Regions from separate parts of the Homo sapiens genome. Here region 1 is linked to region 2. Evidence: chromatin loops called from intact Hi-C (ENCODE). Cell type or tissue: mammary epithelial cell. All regions are shown on one strand. Each heading gives the region's core, and the rest is flanking DNA. Links, peaks and the distances in the headings are about the cores only.

The links. A loop is a pair of places that touch in the nucleus more often than their neighbours do. Peaks named below come from ENCODE experiments on the same cell type or tissue, not always from the same donor. Only the 100,000 strongest peaks of a DNase experiment are listed, where the experiment ranks them.
Region 1: it touches region 2 in a loop (7-fold over the local background); 4 of 110 quality-filtered maps call a loop at or near these places.

Annotation. Positions count from the first base shown.
Region 1 is chr11:93,934,815-93,942,689 of GRCh38, reverse strand. It overlaps the pseudogene LOC101060084. Among named protein-coding and RNA genes, the nearest start is that of HEPHL1, 83 kb to the left of the region's middle. In mammary epithelial cell, for the core only: no CTCF peak of the experiment used is centred there; a DNase peak (open chromatin) is centred at 3,119; H3K27ac peaks cover 3,084 bases.
Region 2 is chr11:94,017,640-94,025,514 of GRCh38, reverse strand. HEPHL1 (hephaestin like 1) reads right to left here and starts at 4,161. Exons shown (of 20, transcript NM_001098672.2): 1 at 3,977-4,161. The coding sequence starts at 4,146. In mammary epithelial cell, for the core only: no CTCF peak of the experiment used is centred there; DNase peaks (open chromatin) are centred at 4,414 and 6,584; H3K4me3 peaks cover 269 bases; H3K27ac peaks cover 4,184 bases.

The sequences.
Region 1 (7,875 bases), core at 1,083-6,082, 82 kb after region 2:
GTGATAGATCAGAGTCAGAGACATCAATCTAAACTCACATTTAGCTTAACATAGATACAGATGGATAGATATAGAAATATATATATGTGTGTATGCATGATTATACATACATACCTATATTTCCTAGCTCTGTCTGCTGCAAAAACTAGAAACAGTTATACCTCAGTACCAATGAGCATACCCAGAGCCAAAATCTTGAACTCTACTGCCATTCTCCAAAAAAAAAAAAAAAAAAACCAGGACTCCTTGAAGAACACAATCTTGATTCTAGCGATGGTGTAATATTGTGACATAATAAGAAATATATATTTGGCCTTCATCCCAGGTTCCTAGCACAGAGCTCCTAAACCCTTAAAGTTTCCTAAGTGATGGGGTGAGAAGAGTGCCTTTTTAAATAATATTTGGTATTTGTTCCTGGTTCCTGACACAAGAGAGTCTAAAACGCTTGGAATTTCCTGAGTGACAGGAGTGAGAGGAGCATCATTTACTTTTCCTCAGAAGCCCCTTTTAACCATACTTGAGTTTATGCTGATGAGGTATCTCTTGGTGGGCCCATACATAGCTTCAGGATGGGAACTGGTTACCAGAAGATCAGCCAGTGATTAGATGGTTGAAATTTTCAGCCACACCCTCTGACCTCCAGGGCTGGAGATTGATTAATCACCAGTGACCAATGATGTAATAGATCATGCCTACAAAATAGAGACTGCAGAAAAAACCTGGGTTGAAAAAAAACAGTTTTTTCAACTGGGTTCAGAGAGCTCCTGGGCTGGTGAACACATCAAGGTGCAGCTTGGGGAGTGCATGGAAGCCTCGCACCCCCATCTTCATGCCTTGCCTTCTGCATCTATGCTGCTCTTCCTGAGTTGTAGCCTTTATAATAAACTGACAATAGTGAGTAAACTGTTTTCCCGGAGGTCTGTCCAGGGATAAGTTCCATTTGGTTATGGTACATAACCCTTTTTATATAGTTCTAGACTTGGCCAGTGCTTTTTCACCAGCCACAGCTACATCTCATAGACTCTTTCCCAAAGCAAATCTCCTGTGGTGGCACTAGATCATATCTCTGATCTTAAAAACTGCTAAGTGGCAAATAATAACCAAAAAGCTGAACACTATTCAGCTGGATTCCTCAGGAGGCCCTCAGAAGCTTAATGAGACAAGCCGTGAAGGTGGCTCAGAGGACAGAGTGGTGGGAACCCCCAATTTATAGCAGGTTAGTCAGAAGTACAGGAGGCCTGGACTTGCAATTGGTGTTTGAAGTGGAGGAAGCCTTGTGGACTGAGCCTTGAACTTCAGAATCTGACTCTAACTCCAAGTAGATAGTGTCAGAACCGAACTGAATTGTGGGGCACCTTTGCTAGTGTTAGAGAACTGGTTAGAGTAGGGAAGAAAAAAACACACAGTTGGTGTCAGAAATGTCATGGGAGTGAAAAACAGATCTTTGTAGATGGGGATGAAGAATACAAGATGAGCTTGAAGCATCTTGTGTCTGAAAGTAAGGAAGTGCTCAAAAACCAAAAGGGTGGGGGCATGCCAAAAGGAAACAGAGGTCAACCTAAAGTATCTCCCCATGGCCAAAGCAGAAACCATTTGAGCAACAAAACAGATAAAGCAATGTTATGTGTAAATAAATATAAAATAAATATTTATAACTGCATACTGATATAAGTACATAATTACATAAATAATAAATGGGAAGGCTAATCTTCCTCACAGAAGAATTCCAAATAATTTATGTAGATTCCTAGGAAATAGAATTTAATTCCCCCATCCCTTTGAGTATGGAGTGCACCTAATGACTCACTTCTAAAGAATGAGAGTATAGAAAGTGGGAGGAAAGTCATTTTACAGTGACAAAAACTAGAAAGGTCCACCTAGGCCAGGTGATAAAGATTAACATCCGTAGCAATGCCATGTTGATAGCATGTACCACTGAAATGATGTGAATGGAATACAACTATGTTAGCTTCACCTCTGTGGTCTTCCTCCCAAAACCCATGACCCCAGTCTAGCTATGAGAAAAACATCAGACAAACCCAATGGAGGGACATTCTACAAAACATCTGACCAGCACTCCTCAAAACTGTCAAGGTCATCAAAAACAAGGACAAGCTGGGAAACTGTCATAGCCTAAAGGAACCTAAGGAGACATGACAATTAAGCATAATGTGATATCCTGGATGGGATCCTGGAACAGGAAAGAACATTAGTGGGAAAACTGGTGAAATGTGAATAAAATGTGGAATTCAGGTAATAGAAATATTCCAACGCTGATTTCTTAGTTGTGACAAGTGGTAATGTCTGATGCTCACAGTAAGGGAAAACTGGGTGAGGGGTATATGGAAACTCCCTGTGCTATCTTTGCAACATTTTTGTAATTCTAAAATAAAAAGCTAATTAAAAAAGAAAAAGAAAAAAAATTGGTTTCCTTGACTAAGGCTTTGAGTTTCCCAGTCTACTCAAGCAGAAGTCTAGGAAACCTGAAATCATTCAAAAATAGAGAGAGACTCAACCAAGTCTTCCTGTGTCTGAGTATCACTGTCTGAGCAGTGGCCCTACCCACAGATGGCTAGAGTGAGCAAAACACAGTGGAGAAACACAGGGCCCTTTATGTGAGGGACACTGATTTGGCCCCTTCCTCCAAGGCAGTATGCTGAGAGTGGTCTAAAGAAATTACGTCATGGAAACGCACCACGCCATCAGACCCCTGACAGGCTAATATTTGGCTGTAGAGTGGCTGAGAACATGAGTTCAGGAATACAGCCATGTCATCTAATGGATTCCTTTGTATTGGATGTTTTCTTACCCTACTACATGCAGTCATATGCCCAGTGTATGCCGTCTTACCTTCCATGCAAACAATGCCCTGAGAATAATTGCTGGTCCCTGGTTTGAGCTAGGTGCCCCTTCTGTTCCCTAGACATATCTTAATTGCTGCATCCATCTTGTTGGTCACATGCCAGCTCCCTCAACCTGGCTGGGTTGCAGGCATGTGCCTTATTCATCTCCTTATTCATCTCTGTATCCACAGTGCCCAGGGCATAATAAACTCTCAATAAATGTTCAGTGGATGACTAAACGTAAGAACAAATGACTGAATGTTCCAAACCCACAAAGGCAATCAGGAAATGTGATTATCCAAAGTAGCTTACACAAACTGAATGCACAGCTCTGTAAAACGTCAGCTTCCTTCTTTTTCTCTTCCTCTCTTTGATCACCCTTTCCCAAATGTGGAAATCCCAAAAGGGAACAAAGCCAGTTCTGAGCAGGATTTCATTTTGCAACTGTAGTTAAAATGTACTCTGTCACTTGCCACCAGCATCACTGGGATTTATATGTTCTTAGTAAGGGCCACGCTGTTCTAGATGAAGCATAAAAAATCCTATAATGATTATGTCTGGGATCTTTGCATACGCTGAATCATCTCCAAAGCTTATTTCCTACATGATCATACCTGACCCTGAAACGGCCTTGTCATGTCTTCCAAGTGCAAATAGTTGTCAGAATTTACTGAGGAGGAAATTGAGGCTCAGAGATGGCTGTCTGATATGAGGCAGATACAAGGCTCAAATCTGAACTTTTGACTCCAAGTCAAAGGTTTCTTCTGTGGAATTTCACTGCTGGTCACTTAGATGAAGAGAGAAAGACCAGTACAGAGAAAGGAATTCGAGGGTACCGTGATGTGGTTGGAGCAGTAAGGGAAGGGCTTTGGACAACAGGGACTTGAACTGGATACGTGGGAAAGAGAGGTTGTCCAGGCAGAAGGAACAGCAGGGGCAAAGGGAGGAAGCAGGAGCTGGCAGGGCCTCTGAGAGCCACCCTAAGGGGGCCAGTGACTGGGACAGTGGGGTAACACAGGCAGACCTGGGAGTAGAGAAGCCCTTCTACCTGTGAATTTCAATGGATGAACACTCACACAAAGCTAAGCTGAACCCTGGTGCCAAAGTGCCCTTGACCCAAACATGGTATGAGCATCCTTTTGCCCTCCACCATATTGTAAGGGCACATTCCCTACGCTAGGATGGTTGTAAGGATTTACCATAACTAATTTTTTTTTCCTGGAGACAGGGTCTTGCTCTGTCACCCAGGCTGGAGTCCAGTGGCACAACCATGGCTCACTGTAGCCTTGACCTCCCAGACTCAAGCGCTCCTCCTGCCTCAGCCACCTACTAACTGGGACTACAGAAATGCACCATGATGACCAGCTAATTTTTTAAATTTTTAGCAGAGATGAGGTCTGACTATGTTGCCCAGGCTGGTCTCGAACTCCTGGGCTCCTGTGATCCTCTGCCTTGACCTCCCAAAATGCTACTACAACAATTAAGAAGAGCATCCTTACAATGGAAACAAAAGTAGCCATTAAAAAGGAGGTTGAAAGTGATAAGGAAAGAACAAATACTATACATCCTAATGTCTGAGGCATTTGACAATACAAATGATTCTCAAAATCAAAGAAAATTCTGCCACATGTGAGAAGTGCTATAACTTTGCAATGTACAGCAGTCAGCTAGATATGAGAAAGAGATGAGTAAAATGCAAAGATTTTGAGTATGCAACTTGAGGATCAGCATGAACTCTAAATACACATTAGACTATTGTTGGAAATAGACTAGGAGTTTACTTATTCAATCATTCCATAAATATTTGTTGAGCATCTACTATGTGCCAAGAACCATTCTAGATACTGAGCATAGAGCAGTGAACAAAATCAAGTCCCTGCCCCCATGTAGTTTTTATTTTATAAGGAGAAATGGATGACAAACAACATATTTATTAGGTGCTGATATGTGTCCTGAAGAAAAATCAATAAGGACAACTGAGTTAAAGAGTACTGGTGTGAGAAGGCCCAAGGAATATTGGTGCTTGTGTTCAGTGGTCAGGAAGACCTCTCAAATAAGGTGGCTTTGATCAGACACCTAACTTCTTTGAGATCCGGAAGTTTAAACATGATGAAAACGCCATCAATGAAACTTTTTGTAAGTTTTAATTTTTTTAATTTTAATTTTAATTTTTTATTCTTTTATTTTTTGAGACAGGATCTCACTCTGTCACCCAGGCTGGAGTGCAGTGACACGATATTGGCTCACTGCAACCTCCACCTCTCGATCTCAAGCAATTCTCCCACATCAGCTTCCCAAGTAGCTGGGACCACAGGTGCACACCACCATGCCCAGCTAATTTTTTTTTCTTTTTACTTTTTGTAGAGATGGGGTCTCTCTGTGTTGCTCAGGCTGGTCTCAAACTCCTGAGCTCAAGCAATCCTCCCGCCTCAGCCTCCCAAAGTGCTGGGATTACAGGCATGAGCCACTGCACCCTGTCAAGTTTTAAATTTTAACTATTTATTTAACTTTTATTTAGTTAGAGAGGCAGTGAACTTATGCTGCAAGACACAGCAAATCCAGTAGGTTCTAGAAGGTAGGTCCCAAAAATGTCATCACGCTCAAGAGACCTGCATGTCAGTCGCGTGCACACCAGAACTGCCAAAGCTTTCTCAGACAGTTGCAGGAATCCTCAAAGAGCAAGGTTACCTGCTTGCCTTGCTCCTGCCTCATTCGACTGCAAAAGGAATAGAAATGCATCTCTTTTGACAAACAATGTGTAATAAAATAGTCACCCCTAATAGGCAATGAGTGTGTCTAAGTTTAAAGCTTACAATTAACTCACATTTCTATTAGGTAGAAATGATCTGGGAGATACAAACTTGAACTCTTTTTGTTCCTTTGCCTTTAAAACCTACGTTGTTGGTGAGCAGGTAAGGCATGGGAACTCATTTTCCTCTCACATAGCCCTTCACAGGACAGACACAGAGGCATCTGCTTTGCTTTACAGAGAACGCTGGTAAATCTCTGAATGCTGGGATTTTCAGGATCTGCCAATGAGCAACATGTGCTCTCAGCTTAGCCCAGAAGGAAAATTCTTTCCAATTTGGAGAGTGTTTTTCACGCATCATGCTGGCATCAGCCTGCCAGTCACTCTCATAATTCAAATCCAGCAGAGCAAAGCAAGCAAAGCTCAGAGGAAACAAACCAGCCCAGCCACAGCCCTCATGGCCTGACTTACGTGCTCTATCCCCAGGGAAGGTGGGTTGGCCCCTAATGAATCTCCCACAAGCCAAACTAAGGACTCTGAGCTAGACTGTTCTGGGAGGGAAATGAGATCTTATCCTTTAATTACTTAATGTCCCTAAACACTCTAAAATCCATCCTCTGTGCTGTTTGGACCACAAGCTCTGGGGTCATTACCTGAATTTCTGACTCAGCTTCACCACTCACTGTGTGACTGTGGGCAAACTGCTCAGTTTCTCCACCTCATAGGAATGTTAGGATAAAATGAAATTAAACAAAATGAGAACCTACTATGTGCCTGGCACATAGCTCAAAATAATGTTAGCTAGTGGTATTATTTCTGCCCTTTGTCTCTTGCCTGGACTATTGCAGTGGTCTCCTAATGGTTTTCTACCTCCAGTCCCCCGCTAAAGCCATCCAAAAAATTGTTGCCAAAGTATTCTTGAAGCACATAAATCTGATTCTAAAACCCTGCAGTGATTCCTCACTGCCCTCAGAATATATCTAGATTCACCTGCAGGGCATATAAAACCCTGTCATCTGACACCTCTGTACACCTGCACTATGCTGTTTGTTCAGCCCAGAATGCCGGTTTCTCACCTTGACCACCTGCTAAGCTCCTGCTCATCCCTTAAGGTTTGCCGTGAGCATCATTTCCTCCAACGTCTCCCTGCCAATCATAGTCAAGCATCTTTTTCTTTGCTTCCTGTGGAACATTCAGTATTGACTTTACGATGGCACTTAGTACACTGTACTGTCATTGTTAGCCTGGATTTCTTCCTTTATAGAATGTTCAGTTTAGCCATAAGAGGCCAAAGGACAAGAGAGAATGACAACCCACAGTCAATGGGATGCCTTTACTCTGTTTTTCCATCACCTCAGCCAGCTAGCAATACACAGAATACATGCAAAGCCATGCCATCCTATGCTTGTGATGTTAAGGATGTCAGACTTTATTGTGAAGAGGCAATAGTTGTAAGTAGGGAAGTAAAGTGGTTGGTTTTGGAGAGACTGACAGATCTTACAGAAGCAGAACTGGCAAGGGTGATGGCTGACTGGAAAGCAAGATAAAGAAGGAGTTGGCTGGAGATGCTACTAATACAGGTAAGCCAGAAAGAGTAGAAGTCTAGGAGAAGGAAATAAATTCAGTTTTAAAACACACACACACACACACACACACACACACAAATTCTGGTGGCATTTACTAGAAATTTAGGTAACGTAAATGTTTAGCCTTACCCAAAGAAAACTAAATATTGTTTTATATTCATTCAATCACGCAATAAGTGTTTCTGAGTGCACATTACATACAGTACATGTCAAACAAATACATATCAAAGAGATTTACAATCTAATGACTAAATGCTATGAATAAGAAAAAATAGCAGGAGGGAATTAAGATTGACAGATGGTGATAATTTTATATATCAGAGAAGGCTTCTCTAAGGAAAATATTTGAATAGATACTCAAATGAATTGAGGTGTTGTGCAGACAGACATCTGAGGGAAGAGAGTTCTCAGCTGAGAGAAGACCAAATACAAAGGCCCTAAAAGAGCTCTGGTTCACATTTTCCTATTTTTGGCACGTCTAGTAGTTTTCATCTGGAAGCTAGATTGTTGAGTGTTGAATTTTGCTCTATAAAAAGAGTCATTATTTTCCTGGCAGGTAGGCAAGTCACTTGAAGTCCAGCCTCATCCTTTTGAGTCTTGTTGTTAAGTTTTGTTAGAGGGTATTGAAAGGAACCTATACTCTAGGGCTGGGACAGCCCCACAACTAAGGCATCGTACTTTTGAAGTCTTCACTGAA
Region 2 (7,875 bases), core at 1,658-6,657:
GAAGAAAAAGGCTGAATGTGTGTTGATGGCCTAATGAGGTCTATGGTGAGAACTGTGGCTTTAAATAAGATGACCCCACCCTACTTCCATTAAGGATCAGGCTTTACCACCAAACACACACCTTAATTAAGGACTTTATGAGCCTGAGCAGGACTGGTATAAATAGATCAAAATACTGACACCATCCCCAGGCAACTCAAAGGAGCCCAGTGTCCCCATTTACTCCAAGGAGGAGGAGAAGTATATTTATCTGGAGAAAGTATTTCTAAATAGAATCTAACTCCTAAATCCTATACTTTCTAGGAAACATTAGTGATTATAGACTCAATTATATTTTTGAACCCTATAATCAAGCATAGGTACCAAGCATAAAAGTTAATTTGCACCATCTGAGGGCTATAGAGTCTCAGCAAAATGATTTCAATTCATTTTCGATCTCGTCCTTGTGCATAAGGATGTGCCTAACTTTGGTTTCCAAATGTTTTCACATTACTGAAACTTTGGCACCCACCATCTTGTTCCCCAGATTTTTGCCCATTCCCCTTATTCAAAGATAAAACAACCAGAACAACTCAGTTGATAAGGTGATTAGCTTTTACTTCAATGATTTTGAATGCCTGCCCTGTACTGGATCCTCCATAGGATATTGTCAATGACAAAGTTCCGTGCAGGGAAGGGGGATTATTGAATATACGCCAAAACTTCTTATCTATCATCAGGGTGTTTTACTGCAGTTGCAGACATGACTAATGTACATCAAGCAATTAGAGGGCAATGCAGAGGGAAGAAAATGCAGTGTCCAAGTTCATGATAAAGACCCCAAGCTCCATGAGTGGTTAGGAAGGAAACAGATCAGTACAAGCCAGGGTCATGGGGGAAAGCTTCATGTATGAAGTGAGGAATTGGAGATAATTCTTAAAGGACAGGGGAAAAAATGGAGAAAGAAAAATAAAGACTACTTCAAAAGTTGTCACATATGCCCACGATCAGTCCCAGGTCTTCTCCAACTCTAATTTCTAGGACTGAACATTTGCAAATCATCTCTCTCCTTTCTTTCACCATTGCAAAAATCTTTCTAGAACTGGCAAGTCAGGAAAGATATTTTTCATTCAGTTTCAAAATTATTTCTAATGCTTTGGCATTACACTTCTCAAGTGACTCTAGGGATTACATTTCAACTCCCTTCTTACACAAATTAAGGAAAGTGATATTCAGAGAGATTATATGACATGTTCAAGATTACACAGCAAGTTGGGCAGAGCAAGCATTAGAAGTTAGGTCTCTGGATTTCTATTTCAGGTTCTTTCCATTCATGGTGGAATTCTGAGCACCTGGCTCTCCTGGTCCTTTAAATATCAGACATTTGCCCAAGTGTGAATATCCAAAACAACAGACTGTCCTCAGAAAGGCAGCCTATTCACCCTCCAGGAGGCTGAGAGAGGGGCATGATTACATCATCCACGATGGCTCCTTCCTGCTCCTGGGGAAATGGCACAACACAGAGTACACACACTGAACTCCACTTATGTCCCAGTCACAGCATCTTCACATACACCCAGGATGGATATCTTGTGGTCCACAAGCAATGTCAGCCACCTACGACAGCCCTACCTTTTTAGGAACTTGTCTGAGCCACCTACCACAACTACTAGCACTGATGGGATCACTGATAAAAACCAGTATTCTGATGGGATCACTGATAAAAGCCAACGTCCACTGCATACTCACCTGGATTTCCCTTCCAAGAGGTAGCAGTCTGTCTGACACAAACTCTGTCCCTTCGCATACCAGAAAGAAATGTTTGGGGACCTTGGCGTTCTAGGTATGACACCTTAGCATGCCAGCTGCTTCTAAGAACAAACGCACTATCATATGGGACCATGCATTTTGAAACCATCTCACTCAAATCTGATGCCAAACCAACTGTTTTCATCATGCCTATTTTCTTTTTCACCATAGCAATTTTTATATGTTTTATTGTACTTTCATCAAAGCACCATCTTCTGGTTGAAATGATCAACAGAGACCCCAACTTCTTCCAGCACCCCACTTTGTGAAAACAGCATTGTAGTACTTGAGTATTTATGATTCTTTGAGGTTTTGAATTAACCCAGATAACTTGTTTGGTCACTGACCACCAGTGATCCCTTTCAATATGCTTCTAGGAAGAGTGACAAAAGAGACTAAACATGCCTTTGGCAAAAATTAGGACTTTCTAGAAAGTTCTTATTACTGTGATCCTTGGCTTCCCTCAAAGTTGTTTTAATTCACTGGAGAAGGATCACCTTTACCAAGAAACAGATTGTGTGGTGAAAAGAAATATGGGCTGTGGAACCAAAGCAATGAGTTTGGTGCTACCACTTACTTATAAACTCCGGCAAGTATTTAACCTCAGAGCCTTGGTTCCTGGTTCATAAAATGAGAATAATAATATCTGCAAGCAGTAATGAATTGAAAAATCCCTCATAGAATTTTTGGGTCAGAATAAATGCCCATACACAGCTATAGTGACGTGGGCATTTTAGGAAGAAGAATTTCTGTGGGTGTTAATCTTATGGAAAGGCAATCCAGTATCACATTTAGCTTAAACGCTATATTCATTACACTCAGTGTACACACTTTCAACATTCTTATCCCCAGTAGCTGCTCACATTGACTGTTTCCTACTGAGCCCTCTCTGAGAATAGCAGAGCTCTATTTGTAGAGAAGGCTCCTGGCATTTTTGGTACCCTTTCAATCCCATAGCTATTCATCACAGTAAAGACACTACCACCAATGGTCAGCAGATGTGGGATTGAAAGCAATCAAGAGTTTCCTTTGGAAATAGCCCTGCAGACATTACATTTCCAGGTACAAAGCTTAAGGAAAAGTCTGCCTTGGCAGCTTGTCTGGCACAGGCTTCATCTTTGGTAAACAAAACATGACTATACCACCTTTGTTTTGTTAGAAAACTTGGAAGCTGTATTTCCAAGCCAACTGGATCTTTGGTCTTTCCTCAAAGACAAGGGGCCCTGGCTCTTAAAGACTTGCTGGTAGGCCCTGTGCTGTTCCTGAATTTTATCAACTAAACTCATCTTTAGGAAATGGAACATGGATGCAGAATGCAACTGGTTCTGCCTGTCAGAAAAGAAGCAAGCATTCAAATATCCAACAGAGGTTGCCAAAACATCTGAAAAGATGTTCTAATAACCACAAAGTTGAAAATAGCATGACATCTTCTGGAGTCAGGAGGTGACTTCAGAGGGAGATCCATGAAACAAATTAGATGGTTAAGATACTAGGCCCTGGAGGGGGCAGGGAGAAAGGGTTATTTTCTGCCCCAAATTAAAAATCAGGAACATAGAACACCGTGGCGCCATCTCACCTAGCTATGCTATAGGTTCTGGGATAAGATATTGCCCTCAGCAAGAATGACTTGGAGCTGGAATAAACTTTTTACCAGTGAAAGCGCTAATTCTAAGTAGACTCAAGGAAACCCTGAAAATAGCAGGCAAATCTCCTGTGACTTCCCCCTCTTTTAAACGTTGAAAAACATGACTTAGCATACTTATCTCCCATTATGATGTTTCATTCCAGAAATACAAACTAAGAAAACACTGTGTTTTAACCATAAGGAATTCTTGAAATTTCTCAAATCTTCATCCCAAGTGTTGTCATTTAAAAACAAACAAACAAACAGAATCCCCCAGAAGTTACTAGTAGTACCTGGTGGAAATTGTCAAACACCTGGTTGTGTATATGTCCCTTCACAGGCAAGGCTATTAATAGGTGGCTCAACAAATACATGGAGCTATGAATATCTCTTCCAGATTACACACCCATCCATACTAGGGCTCTTCAAGCAAAAAACAAAACACCTTCTCTTGGTCTAGATCAACTCACCCCCATTGTAAGTACCCAAGAAATACAACCTTCCCCACACAAAGTCAAAAAGAGGCCAAACCTGGGAGTCAATGAGGACCCTAAGTTCACTCACTTGTCTTCTGTGAAACTTTTCCCAGTAATAACATTCTTCCCTTGGGGTACATAGTTCCAGTATTCTTCCACAATCCCAATGTAGTACGTTCTGGTAACTGTGCCAACCAGCCCAGACAGACCCAGGAATGTGAGGAGAAAGATGCAGCCAGCTGGCTGCTTCCGAGGCATTTGTGGATGTAACTCAAGCAGGCAGGCAGCCTGCACAGGGGACAAATCTGTTGGTCCCTCCCCCTCACTCAGCTCCTCCTCCTCAGGTAGCTTGGGTTTGGGGAAGAGGCAAAGGCTGAGGCCTTGCGTAAGCAAAGCAAGCTCGATGGGGGCGTTGCTTTGACAACAAAACTTTTGCCAGCCATCCGAGAAATGTGTGACTGGCTCATTTATGTATTGCCCAAGCCAACAGGCCTGTTTCTATACGTTTCGGTACCATGCTCTGACATCAGTCATTTGTCAGCCAGGATGACAGTGTGACTACTTGAGCCGATGGCTTTCCCCCACCCCTTCTTCTTCTTTTCTTCTCCACACCTCTTACATTAAAATCTGAAAAGTGAGCTGGCCTGAGTGGAGCATCAGGAAACACTCCAGGCACTAAAGAAGGCCTCCTCTCTGTCGGGAGGGCAGAGGAAGTGACATAATCACCATCCAGCTTGTTTTATGAGGCTATGTGAAACCACAAACTAACATCATAAAGTTCATCACAACAACATAAAACCCCACTAATCCTCCACTGGCTCGTGTACCATCTCCCCCATATTCTCTCAAATCCTTCCAGCAAAAATGAGAAGGTTGACTGCTCAGTTCAGCCAAAATGTTCGCGGCCACCACCTCCACACAGGGAGCCGCCTTTCTTAGGATGAATGAAAATGATGATGGGGAAGTACCCTTCAGACACATGGAGACAAAATTCAGTAACAGGTCTTTGGGTGGAAAAGGCTGGGCCATTCTTCTGTGTCTTCTAATCTGTGTCCCAGAATCTCGGTATTGAAAGAGACCTTGATCAACCTTGGAAAAGAGTTACTCTTATCCCCATGCACAGTTACTCTTGAGGGAGCAGCCATGGAATGAAGGAAACAGCCTCCTGGCCTTTGAAGTTGGTCAGACCTGGGTTTGAATGTGAGTTCCCACCACTTTCCAATTTAGTGGCATGGAGGAATCACTTAACATCATTGAGCTGGAGACTATAGAAGAAGGATTGAGGGATTCTTAAGGAACTTTTTAAAAGATGATGTCTGCAAAGTGCTTACCCCAGCCCCTAGCATAGGGTAGGTACTAAGTAAGTGTTAAAGTCCTTCCTGCCCATTCATGCCCTCTAAGAGAGACTGTATCAACCTGTGTATCCACAGACTTGTGTTTCCCCGCAGTCTTCAACTTTCTTTCCACTATTCTTTGCCAAAGTCCTATCTGCCATGCCTTCCACCAGTCTCAAGTAAGAGAATTCTTTTTCTTTAAATGGTAGCTACCCTATAAATGTCCCATAGCACAGTTTGTATTAGCATTCATCTTAATTAATAAAAGGCCAGGCACGGTGGCTCAGGTCTGTAATCCCAGCAATTTGGGAGGCCAAGGCAGTCAGATCACCTGTGGTCACGAGTTTGAGACCAGCCTGGCCAACATGGTGAAACCCTGTCTGTACTAAAAATACAAAAATTAGCCGGGCGTAGTGGCAGGCGCCTGTAATCCCAGTTACTTGGGAGGCTTAGGCAGAAGAATCGCTTGAACCTGGGAGGTGGAGGTTGCAGTGAGCCAAGATTGTGCCACTGCACTCCAGCCTGGGCAACAAGAGCAAGATTCCTTCTCAAAATAAGTAAATAAATAAATAAATAAATAATAAAATACATACTGAGTATCCTGTTTCATAGCCAGGCTCTTTACAACTTTGATTTACTGATTTGTTTGTTGTATCAAGGACACTGGTAGAATAATTGCCACAGCACATTTCCATTTAGCTAAAATCTCCTCTTCAACATGAGTTTGGGAGCTTCGTATGAGTCTGGCACTTCAACGGACACTATAGAGGAGGACTTACGTGGTAGGCCTGAGGTTGGCCTCAGAAGAAGTAGGGAGTTCAAAGTATGGGGAATCTGGCCAGGCGCAGTGGCTAATGCCTATAATCTCAGCACTTTGGGAGGCCGAGGTGGGTGGATCACCTGAGGTCAGGAGTTCGAGACCAGCCTGCCGAATATGGTGAAACCCTGTCTCTACTAAAAATACAAAAATAACCCGGGCATGTTGGTGCATGCCTGTAGTCCCAGCTACTAGGGAGGCTGGGGCAGGAGAATCTCTTGAACCCTGGAGGCAAAGGTTGCAGTGAGCCAAGATCTCACAACTGCACTCTAGCCTGGATGATAGAGCGAGACTCTGTCTCACAAAAAAAAAAAAAAAAAAAAAAAAAAAAAAAAAAAAGGTTGTGGAATTTGGAAATGTCCCAAACCAAATATCTTGTTGCTTACATCCCAGAGAAGCTGGCTATTTTGGGCGTATCAAAGACGTTATTAGGACATATTCCCCCCTTTTTGGACAGGAGAAAAAAAAAGGTATAAGTGATACAGCTCAAAAAGACAAAAGAGTTAACTTTCTTACCCAAGATACTGAACGCATATAATTAAAACCCAGGAGAAGGCATTACCTAACTTCTGATTCAAAAACTAGATCTGCAGAATAGATCAGGTCAAGAAATCTGAGTCACTATAGCAGATGAAGTCAACGCATTTAATCTATTTGTAGCAGAGAACTTGCTTACAGAGGGCCAAAAGTGGGAAAGAATTTATTAAAAACAATGAAATAGGGTTCTGGAAAGCTCTCTTAAATTCTTCCTTATCCTAGGACAATAAAGGTGTTACTCAAAGAGCATTGGAATGCCATAGGAGCTAAAGAAAATAAACTGGTATGAGACAATGCAGTGTTCCTGTGACACTCATTTCAGAAAAGCGACAGTTCCACGCCCAATGTGTTTGACAGTGTCTAAATTTTATTAGGAAACCTGTGAATTATCATATCAACACTCATTTTTAAAAACCCACAGTTACATACAAGATATGTTTGACAATGTTTAAAATTTGATTAAGTAACCTGTGTAAGTAATAATGTTAGCAAATACTTCCAACTCCATTGAACACTAGTCAGACATTTTTTTAAAGTCAAGAAACCCATTTATCAAGCATTTATTATGTGAGATGGCCAGTTCTAAATATTCACTCCATTCCTCAAAACATTCACCAGGTTTCAGATAAGGTAAATTTGACATCATGCATCAATAGCAGAGAAAGATAATGCTGGGTTAAATCACATTTTATTGAAATTATGGTACAGGCACACCTTGAAGATATTGCAGGTGTGGTTCCAGACCACCATGATAAAGTGAATATCAAAATAAAGCGAATCACATGGATTTTTTGGTTTTCCAGTGCGTATAAAACTTATGCTTAGGCCATGTACAGTGGCTCACACCTGTAATCCCAGCACTTTGGGAGGCCAAGGTGAGAGGATCACTTGAGGCCAGAAGTTTGAGACCAGCCTGGGCAACATGGCAAAACTTGTCACCATAAAAAATACAAAAAAATTAGCCAAGCATGGTGGGGTGCACCTATAGTCCCCGCTACTCAGGAGGCTGAGGTGGGGGGATCATTTGAGCCCAAGAGGTCGAGGCTGTAGTATGTTAAGATCATGCCACTGCACTCCAGCCTCACTGACAGAAGGAGACCCTATCTAAAAAAAAAAAAAAGTTATGTTTACACAATATTACAGTCTATAAGTGTGTGTGCAATTGCATTATGTCTAAAAAATGTACACACCTTAATTTAAAAATACCTTATTGTTTAAAAATGCTAACAATCACCTGAGTCTTCAGTGAGTCAGTCTTTTTGCTGTGGAGGGTCTTGCCTCAATGTGGATGGCTGCTGA